2 separate regions of the Homo sapiens genome follow, and region 2 is linked to region 1. The links are chromatin loops, found by intact Hi-C in ENCODE. Cell type or tissue: gastrocnemius medialis. All regions are shown on one strand.

Region 1 (5,000 bases):
AAAATTTTAAAATAGCACCAGGAATATGTTTAGAAACTAATATTTTTCTTAGGATATATTCTATTCTTTGACTTCTGTGGTATCAGAAGGCTGGTGAATTCATTTATCCTCATTATCACAGCTTTTCCATAAATAATTCAGGTCAATACATCCTCCCTTTATGGATCCTCTCTTTATGGATATAGTAAAATTTACATGGTCAGTTACTGGAGATGACTTTTCAGAATTTTGGGCAAATTTGATAAATGTTATGTTGTAATTTTTCATTTATTCGTTTTCTAAGTATACACTGAATTTCTTAAGGGCTGGACTTTGCTTTTTATTTCTATATGCTTAATGCTTAGTATGGCATCTGGCACCTGGTATACATCCAGCAAAATAGATTCATTTAAAAATACATGTTTATCACTAGCTGTGTGAAAAGTCAGATAGGTCTTTTCTGAATGATTTGCTTTCTCTACTTTGGATGGTCTAGTAGCTTTTAAATTTGTTTCTCTGGACATGCTGAATGTGAAGCCAGGAGTCTGTGCTTTCATAAAATGTCTTTTTGTCTTGAAAGTTTATATTACACAGCTGCAGTCAACATTGTTTTGTAACAAGAAGCGTATCTTCTTATTTAAGTTCCTCGTTGCTCCCCAGGAGCATTCTGTGACTTAACCATCAGCTCTGTAATTATAGAGTAAGGAAGCACATCTTTAAAATTCAGAACTTGCTCTTCAGCGATCTGTTGGGGCATCTTCAGGTATTTGTATGGTGAGATTTATTGACAGAATCCCCTTCTACCTTCATAGACAGACTGAAGGCCTGGCCAAGGTTATATAGCCCATGTACTATGTCAGGGACACTAGTGACCAAAGGCTGACAAACCTGAAAGAGTCCCCTGAAGACATGTGCTTTTAGCCAAAATCTAATCCAAGCTAATTTTCACCATGTCCCTGCCTGCTGTTGGTGATATCTAAGCCTAGGAAACTTCAAAACTGTCATTGTTGGAGTAATGATGTGATATCTAATACAGTTCAGATCATTTAGTTATTGAACTCTTAATCAGACCTTCCTGTTTTTGAAAGAAAGAGAACAAAATTAACCCTTTGGACCCTGTGAACTGGGCTACCAGATGAAATTTAATTTAGTGACATCATTTATTCCACACAAGAATGTGTGTGCGAACATAACGAAGGAAAGAGCATATTATTATATTAAAACCATAATAATCTAAGAGGCTGGAAGAGCACACAGGTTTTGTTGTTTTTACCCAACCCTCTCTGTGCTGCCTCTTACTTACAATAAATAAGCTTGCTATGTCTCCTCAAAGCAGCTGCCTAGTACTGTTAAGTTTCTACAGAGTTCTAAATAAAGGAATTTCTCATTCTTCTCAGTTTTCACTTTCACCTGTTAAATTTCATCTTCAATGAAAGGGAAAATGGTGCTTGCTAAAGAAATGGTCTAATCCTTTGACTTCTTCATTTTTTTAGCCTGGGGCCATTTTGAAGTTAGGCAAGTGAGAGTGGTGATGGAGACTAGAGGACACAGAGGCAGGAAGAGCTAAACATTTCCAGTCCTATTGGATTTTAATCATCAGGTGGGTAGATATTAACCCCTGGAGAAAACTAAATGACTGAGTATTTCCAAATGTATATTTTATATATATATATATATATATAAGTATATATATATATAAATATATATACTTATATATATATATACTTATATATATAAGTATTTCTATTTCCAAATATATATATACATATATATATATGTATATATATGAAGAATCAGTGAAGAGAGAGAGGTAATTCATGGTGTTAATGTTTGATTACAAAAATTTTCAACACATGGTTTATATCTGCTCAAATTTTGTACACCCTTCCCATATCATTTGTGGAGGTATGAAAGGACTATGGCTACTCTCGCACCAGATTGATACGTACAATTTAGATAATCATGACAAATTACCTTCTTATTTGCATCTGTTGCTGTTGCTTGTGATTTCTGATAGCCAAAGGAATTGGGTAAGTTAAAATATATGATACTCTTTTGTATTAGAAATGAGGGGAAAGGTAAAGAATAAAAGAAGCTTGCATGGTGGCCAGTCTCTGGAGAAACTTTACTTTCTCTTCTACTTTCCAGAGACGTCAGTGTCTTGTATGTTTGCCTCACGTTCACAGCTGTGCACAGTAGAAATTTGTGAACAAGAGCATGTCTACATCTTCTCTGGAGATTTGGGGTTTCCTTGGAATACCAATGGTGTCAGGGGAATAGGTAATACTGACACAGATTTCTGGGCTGGTTTCTATTAACAGACACAAACAATTAGGTAGGTGTCACAATCTACGTGGTTAAAATATTGTCTCAGATAATGTTGCTGCCCAAAAGAGAGGATGGTAAGTTAGTGAATGCCTTTCTCTGCACACATTCTACAGGCTGTCAGACAGCCAAAGTGGGCAGGGAGGCACATTCAGTCCTCTGTGGTTTGCAGAAAACAGCTGTGATGTCATTGCCTAGTAAATGAGAATGTTACTTGTGAATGAGTCAAGGATTGACACATCACTCAGCGCAACCACGTAAAAGCTGTGCTCTCTAAAGACTCATAGATTCCAGGCACAATTTCTTTCTTTGCTGTAAATCAGTCACTATGTGAAACTATGTTAATTCCTCCTGGCCCCTGGAGTAAGCCGGCAGTGCTAACAGAGTATCAGTAGAGCTTCACAGATTACCTATTTTATATTGTGTGAGTGTTTTTTAAGGGAGGATTTGGTTATTTCTCTATGTAATAGACAATCAGGGCTTCTCAGTTGTCTTCCACTTATTCTTTATACTTTAGTTTTCAATTATTCTTTTATTGATTCAACATTTACAGAAAATCTACTCTTGTCAGACCACTGTGCTAGTCATAGGATATAGAAGATGAATATTATACAAATAGAACTCACTATTTGCCCTTTCCGAATTCACAACCACACACACCTGCTTCTTCTGTATCAAGGATGCTTAAATTATATTATGTGGATGGCCAAATCCTGAAGTATCAGGTAAGATTGTGCATATGTGTGTGTCTGTATATATAGAGAAGACCCATATCTTTCATTACATTTGCAATGAAATGAATAAATCTTTTATAATTATTATAATTATAATTTTTATATAATTTTTATATTAGGAATAAATCTTTTATAATTATTGCTCCTGGTACTTTGAATAGATACGGGAATGTGTTTAATTATGGTAAAACTGGCAGATTTTAGACGTAGATTATACCTGGGAACCAAAAGTTGACAAACTTTAGAGCCGAGGGAATAAAACAAACAGTTGTGCAAGAGTTTCTAACTTCTGCAGAGCAGACAGAATCTTGTTAGCACATTTCATCGGGCATCTGGGGCTTTGTACAAGTGATTGCTCAACACATTGCACACTTAAATGCTGCAAAACAAAAGAATTTGATTCGCCGTCAGCTGCTGGTTAACTTTAAAAAAACATAAAACAAATCTGGCTATTTTTGTTCATTGTACAACCTTACTTCGACTTTTTATAAACTAGGATATTCTCTGTAGTATGAGAAAGTATTTTGCTACATTTTACCATTTTAGGGATATTTATAGATGTAATTTCTTTGTGCTACTTAAAATATCATGTGTTTTAAATTTTGCAGTATAAACAATCAATGTAATTTAGAAAGACAGTTACCACATTTCTGAGTTGGGTACTGCTATTACAAAGAATAATTGTTTTTGACTTGGTAGTACAAAGAGCTCACAACTCATAAAATATCCTAAATTTTACTTAGCACTTTTATTGACATTATTAAGTGTCATGACTAACATATTAGATTTGCACTATCCCCATTTTAAAGATATAAAAACTGATACTAAGAAAAACTCTGTCTTAATTGCAATCTACCTTGTTTGAAATTTTTAGATGTGTGTGAATATAAGGTAAACAAAGCAGATATGCAGAAAGTCCTCTTGTTTGTGAAGTCTAAATTTAACATTTGCTCAGTATTTTATCTGCTGTTTTAAAGACAGATAGCTTTAGTGCATGCAAAAATCATGAGTTTTCAAAAGCTGTATGAACACAATTTTTGACTAATGAGCAGTCATTGTTCATTGTTAAGGACATTCACCTTTTCATGGCTTTGTTCTGTTAGATGAAAGTGTTTCTAGATTTGGCATTTATCTAACATAGCATCATAGGGTGAATGGAAATGCTGACAGTACTTTATAGGAAATGAACTGCTACCAACTATGGCTTGCCAGGCCCTCTAGTAGGTAATTTACATACATGAACACAAACTTGTAAAAACAGGTTTTTGTGGTAGAAAATATTCCAGATGAGGAAACACATTCAGAAGGTTGTACAACTTATCTAAAGTTACTCAGTCCATGAGATATCCACCTGGGCTTCCAATTTAAGTCTTTTTGATTTGAAAACTCATCACATTACCCATGGCATGCTTCTGTGGGCAAGTTTGAACAAGATGCTGAAAAAGTGCAGTTAACTGCTGTGACTCTCAAATTAGTTATCTGCCTGTTGGGTCACATGTTCTCTTGAAGGCCAGTGATAGAAAGGCAGTGCCAGCTGAAACTGATAGGATCTGACAAAGGTGAGGCCCGTTGCTGGCATTTGTTTGCCCATTTGTTCCCAAACAGTCAATTTAATGGCTGCACAAGCATTATCCAAGTGCAAAGAACTATTTAGGGTCACTCAAAATGAATAGCACTATTAGTTCTCACTGGAGATAAATAGAATAAAGTTGGCAAGTATCTCTGCTGCTATTCTTTTCCTAAGTCATCAACCCAAAGTCATCAAAGTCTCATTGAATTTTCCCACTACCTTCTAAGAAGGTTGCTGTTTGCAGAAGGTAGTGACACAGTAGCATCTCTTGAATGACTTTGAATAATTTTCTGAGATTTGGTAGAGTCAATAATTCCACCTTTGAGTATCTCAGTATGCCCTTTAGATAATTTCATTTTTGTGCATGTAGGCATGTTTATGTGTGTGTGATT
Region 2 (5,000 bases), 170 kb before region 1:
GGATTTTGCTTTCACTCTAGACTGCCCAAAATCCAGTGTCCACACATCACCTTCAAAGATCTTTTAAAATCTCAAAGAGATTCTTTCACTTCTCATTCAAAATCCTCCAACTCAAATTCTTTACACTGGCCAATAAATCTCACATCAGATTTAATTTTATTTTCTATTTTTGTCCCCATTACACATTCTGTTCTGGTCATCTGAGCTTTCTTGGGTTCCTTAAACATGCCAGGCTTATTTTCTTCTCAGGCTCTTTGCAATTCCTGTTTCCTCTGCCTGAAGTTTCTCTTCCAGATTTTGAAGGATTTTATCCAGAGTCCTTCCCTGAGCATCTGACCTAAAATGGTCCTTGAGTCCCGGCTGTGTCGCCACAATCTCTCAACTTGATTAATTTTCCTTTAGAGCATCTATTAGTGTCTAAAGTTACATCATTTATTTTTTGTTTTTAACTTGCTTTTGTTTTTTGTTTTCTCAGTCTTTCCAAGTAAAGGTAAGTTCCCTGAAAGCGAAGTTTACTGTTGTATCCTCAGCATCTGAAATAAGACTAGCATATAGTAGATGCTTCATAGTGACTTTAAAAAATCTTATTAATTCACCATACCATCTAAATTTCTTTGAAAATCTCTTTGTCATGTTTAACTTTTGATGCATAAGGACATCAGGTCTTCCTTATGGAATCAGAAAATGCCTGCTGTGTTGGCTAACTCCAGTGCACTACTGTTTGTTCTCACAGTGTTGTTCAGTAGCCATGTTTGTGTAGTTGCTGATTCTTTATAACTCCTGCGGTTTTTTTCTCCCTAAGGAGTCCTAGATATGCCAATACATCACAAGGATACACCACAAGGGAAACTGACCACTTGGATGTGCTTTGGAATGGGCTTTTGGGGCAAAATTGAAAAAAGCAAACAAACAAACAAACAAAACAAACAAACGAAAACCAACCTGGGTTCTTTTGTAATTCACTTTCCTGAAACACGGATGTGTCAGTGTAGGGACTGCGGATGGAAGCAATTAGGGTGAGAATGGAGGTGAGCTGGTGAAAGAGCCAGCCAGGGTGAGAGTTGGCTCCAGTACATTGAAGAAAGCAGAACTGAGAGTCAGGGGCACAGACTGATATAACACCTCAAGGCAGAGCAGAGAGGCCCAGTGCTGGAAGGTGGGGGGCCTACTGATGGTGACTGGCAAGATGAGGGAGGTGATCACAGAGCTGGACCGTGGAGATAAACATCAACCTGCAGGAGAGAGGGGATAATGTTAAAGGAGAGGCTAATTTCTGCTTAGGGAGTCCTCAGCTCCTCCTTTCTGGGGTACTAACCGCACTCTTTATTCAACTTAATTATTTAGGAATTTGTTAAATGCCCATACATGCCAGGCTCTGTGCTAGCTACTGGAGATAGGAAGCGAAAAAGGAAGCCCCCATTCCCATTTTATGCCTTCGAAGTGCTTTTTACACAAGAAATCTTTTTAAAATCAGATAAATTTGCATTAATTTCAGGGAAAATAATGATGATGGAAATTAGTTGAGGTTGAGGGGAAAAGAAGATGGAACAGAAGTAGAAGACTTGAAGAGGTAAGGTACGTCCCTTAAAATATATATATTTTTAGTATTTATCAAAGGTTTCATCAGTGTAACAAGCATTTCACTGTCAGTAGGGGATTTTTTTCTTTTTTCTCCTTGCTCATATCAGCATAGGAGATTGGAGGATGGAATAAGAAATATTAAGTCAGTTACATAGGTATGTTATTTCTCAGAGTGTCAAAAAATTTTATATTGGGGATTCCAACGTAGGCAAACATTTATAAATGCTGTTCTTATCTTCTGTGCTCTTCTTTTTTTCCCTAGGACTCCTTGGAGAAGTTCACATGACATTCTGTTTGACGTAAAATCAGCATGTGTCCCAAGTAAATCAACAACAGCTGTTTTAAATAGCAGATTGTATTTCAAAATATCATTATGAACCAGGGGAAGAATTGCATGGATGCCTGTGTCTCCAGATTACAGTGATGGAACCTAGCATCTGGACATTGTGGCCATGGGCAGACAGATCTCAGAGTTGGCTGGAAGATGGTTATCTATTTAATGAAACAGTGATCTTTAGGGGGAAATTTTTTTCATGATTCATGGGTTAAAAATGCCAGCAAAAAAGAATGAAAGGAAAAAAGGCTCGGTTACATTCAGAGGTGTCATGCTTCTGTTGGCTAAAGCTTCTACTCAGAATCCTGTGCATTTCTCTGAATGGGGTAGCAAAGCAGTTTAATACTAGTCTGTTCACTTCAAAAGTACTCACACCAATAAACTAAGTAAGATTCAGTACCCATCCCCACAAGAGTTCTTAGATAACATGATGGACTAACTGTATTACACTGTGTCACTAAGAAAGTGTAGATTCTGTGACCTACAGGTTGTTCCAGGCACAGGATGGACCTGGCTGCACTTTTCAGTCTCTCTTGTTGTCCCCCACTGGTTAAAATTCCTTCGGCAATGCCAGCAGCACTTCTCCCTGCTCTGATTTTAGGCCTCAGAGGAGAATTTAGGCATTTCCCCTTCACCTTCTAACAAATGCTTCTTTGAACAACCTGCTTCCATGATGCTACCAAGTGAGCCTTTCCTGTTGGCACAACCCCACTGAGTTGCAGGGCAACAGCTTCATCCTGTGGTGGCACATGCAAATTTCAGAATCTCCATAGCCGGACCAGTGTGCCTGACCCAGGTGGGCACCCATTTCCTGGAGAGTCTCCTGTCTTATTTGCAGGCTTGCTGAAGGGTCCATCATTACATTGCATGACTGAAAGTGCAACTGTCATGACTCCTGGCTCTCTGCAGGCCTTGTCCATTGTGCACAATATTATGAGTCCTGTGGTCAGCCTTAGTACCTCAGGGAACTGCTGGACTTGATCTCATGCTCTAGATTCACTATGGCCTCACCATGTTGTCTTTAGATTGACAACTCTAGCAGGCTAGCCTGCTCACATATCCAGTCTCTAGGCCCAGGTGCTACCTTCTGTACCTATACTTCTAGCCTGCAGAGCAACCCCTCCATAAGGCTCTAATGCCCAGCCAGAGATAGTACTGTGGGCCCCCTTCTGCTTTGGGACAGGAGTTTGAACGTATCTCCACTGGTCACATACCTCCCAAAAAAGTTACTGAAAAACTTCTGTTTCTATCACTTATATCTGAGGTTGTCAAAGTTTTGCCTATTGTAAGTGAAAATGTGAATCCAGAAAGTTCATGGGTCCAGCTTGTGCTTTCCCACTGTCTGGTGTCTTCTTTGAAATACTTGCTCGCTCCAGGCCACTCTTGCCACAGTGAAAATTCATCTGAAAAACAAACAAACAAAAAAAGCCCACCTATTTATTTTAGAATATTTACTGTAAAAATAGAAAGCTTTCAAATGACAATGCCTCTGAAATGCTTTCCAGATAGGTCCAAATTATACTTACCCTTTAAAGCACAGCTCAAATGCCAGAAGTAATCAATAACTTCCCCTTTTGAATTCTCATAGCATTTTATCTGAAACACTCTTAAGACGCTTATACTTTTTCCCCTGGATTATTGTTACTGACACATAACCACCTTCCAAGAAAACTCTGTATAGTATAGGCTATTGTATTCCTCTATCTCCCACAATGCCTGTGCATGGAAGACTCTTAATATATGTTTGCTGATACAAAATACAGAACTCCTTGAAGGGGTTATGGTACTCTGCAAAATAATGACAACAAACACATTGAAAATGGCCACATTTCTGGCCAGTAGCTCCTGGTTGCTGCATATATCTATGGACAAGGGTAGTAGGGTCTTTTTAACTCTTTCTAGATTGTCCTCCCCGGGCAGCTGGAAGCCTGACTCCAAGAGTGAAGTTGCTAACGAGACAAATGGAAAGTGATTGTAACCATTCACCCAAACCATGATGGCATCTAATTAACAAGCATGGTTTTGACCACCATGTGAGAATATGAGTTCACACATGTGGTGCTAACCTTGCCAGGCAGACCTTTTGAAGGAAAATGGAATCTCACTGAATGGCAAAAATGTTCATTCTACAGAGAAAAGCATCCTGATTGTTTTAATCTAGCACAGGCAGGGAGCTCTTTCAGCAGGGAGATCTAGACTTCACTCTTGAACGTGAACAACAAAAGCCTCTTGAGCTTTCAAAGTACAATTCTGTCTTCTGCTCTTGCCTTCTAACTAACGCTGAAGGTCAGAGAAAGGAAATGGTATATATGATGTAAAAAACAATGGATACCAAAGTTGCTACTTTTCTCTCCAAGGTTAATTCTGTTTAGAATCTTCTTCACAGTGGACCTTTGAGACAACACAAAATAAAACCAAGGGAAATAGTGTGCAAATTGCTCTCTCTCCAGGAGAAATTTTGACAAACCCTTTATGGAACACTCTACTGAGCAAAGCATTCTTGTTCTCTTCCTCTTGTTGTTAATGGGGTTACATTCTTTTGACCTCAGAAGCAGCCAGCTTACCCCACCTTATATCGAAATCCTAAAGATATTTTTCAGTGCCTATCAAAACCAATAAATTTGGAAAGCACATTGTTCATGCTTTCTGATTTGCAGTTTTACTGTGTAATATTGAAAAGCCAGGGAGTATGTGAAGCTGAATCCTGAAAACTGGGCCTCATAAGGCATTTTTGGTGTGGCATGTAGGTTTTCCCTTCATCAGTCCGCTGGATGGTGCTTCTATACACACAATTGTCATCACTATTCAATATTCATTTAAGTGTCAACAATAACCAAAGTACAAATTATAAGCTTAAATAACATTTCTGGCCACAGTGAAATGCATGGTGAATACAGAGCAAAATGATTAATAAAGAAATGCAGCGTTTAGAAGATGAGGGAAGCAACAGGGTTCACTCTATTTCTCTTTTCCTAGAACAGCCTGGCAGAAACCATCTTTCTTCTTTTCTTGTGGATCTCCTCCATTCTCCACCTCACAAGTCCAGCCCTTCTTCTGCTCTTACACCAGATATGCTTGCAGACTT

Evidence for each region. Peaks named below come from ENCODE experiments on the same cell type or tissue, not always from the same donor. Only the 100,000 strongest peaks of a DNase experiment are listed, where the experiment ranks them.
Region 2: a loop joins it to region 1, with 4 times the contacts of the local background. A loop is called at or near these places in 2 of 110 quality-filtered maps.

What each region holds. Positions count from the first base shown.
Region 1 is chr5:110,084,661-110,089,660 of GRCh38, forward strand. No RefSeq gene overlaps it. Among named protein-coding and RNA genes, the nearest start is that of LINC01848, 200 kb to the left of the region's middle. In gastrocnemius medialis, no CTCF peak of the experiment used is centred here; DNase peaks (open chromatin) are centred at 2,167, 2,481 and 3,361; H3K27ac peaks cover 508 bases; H3K27me3 peaks cover 629 bases.
Region 2 is chr5:109,909,954-109,914,953 of GRCh38, forward strand. It overlaps LOC105379119 (a long non-coding RNA gene), which reads left to right. Exons shown (of 3, transcript XR_948667.3): 2 at 1,496-1,570; 3 at 1,844-2,318. Among named protein-coding and RNA genes, the nearest start is that of LINC01848, 29 kb to the left of the region's middle. In gastrocnemius medialis, no CTCF peak of the experiment used is centred here; no DNase peak of the experiment used is centred here.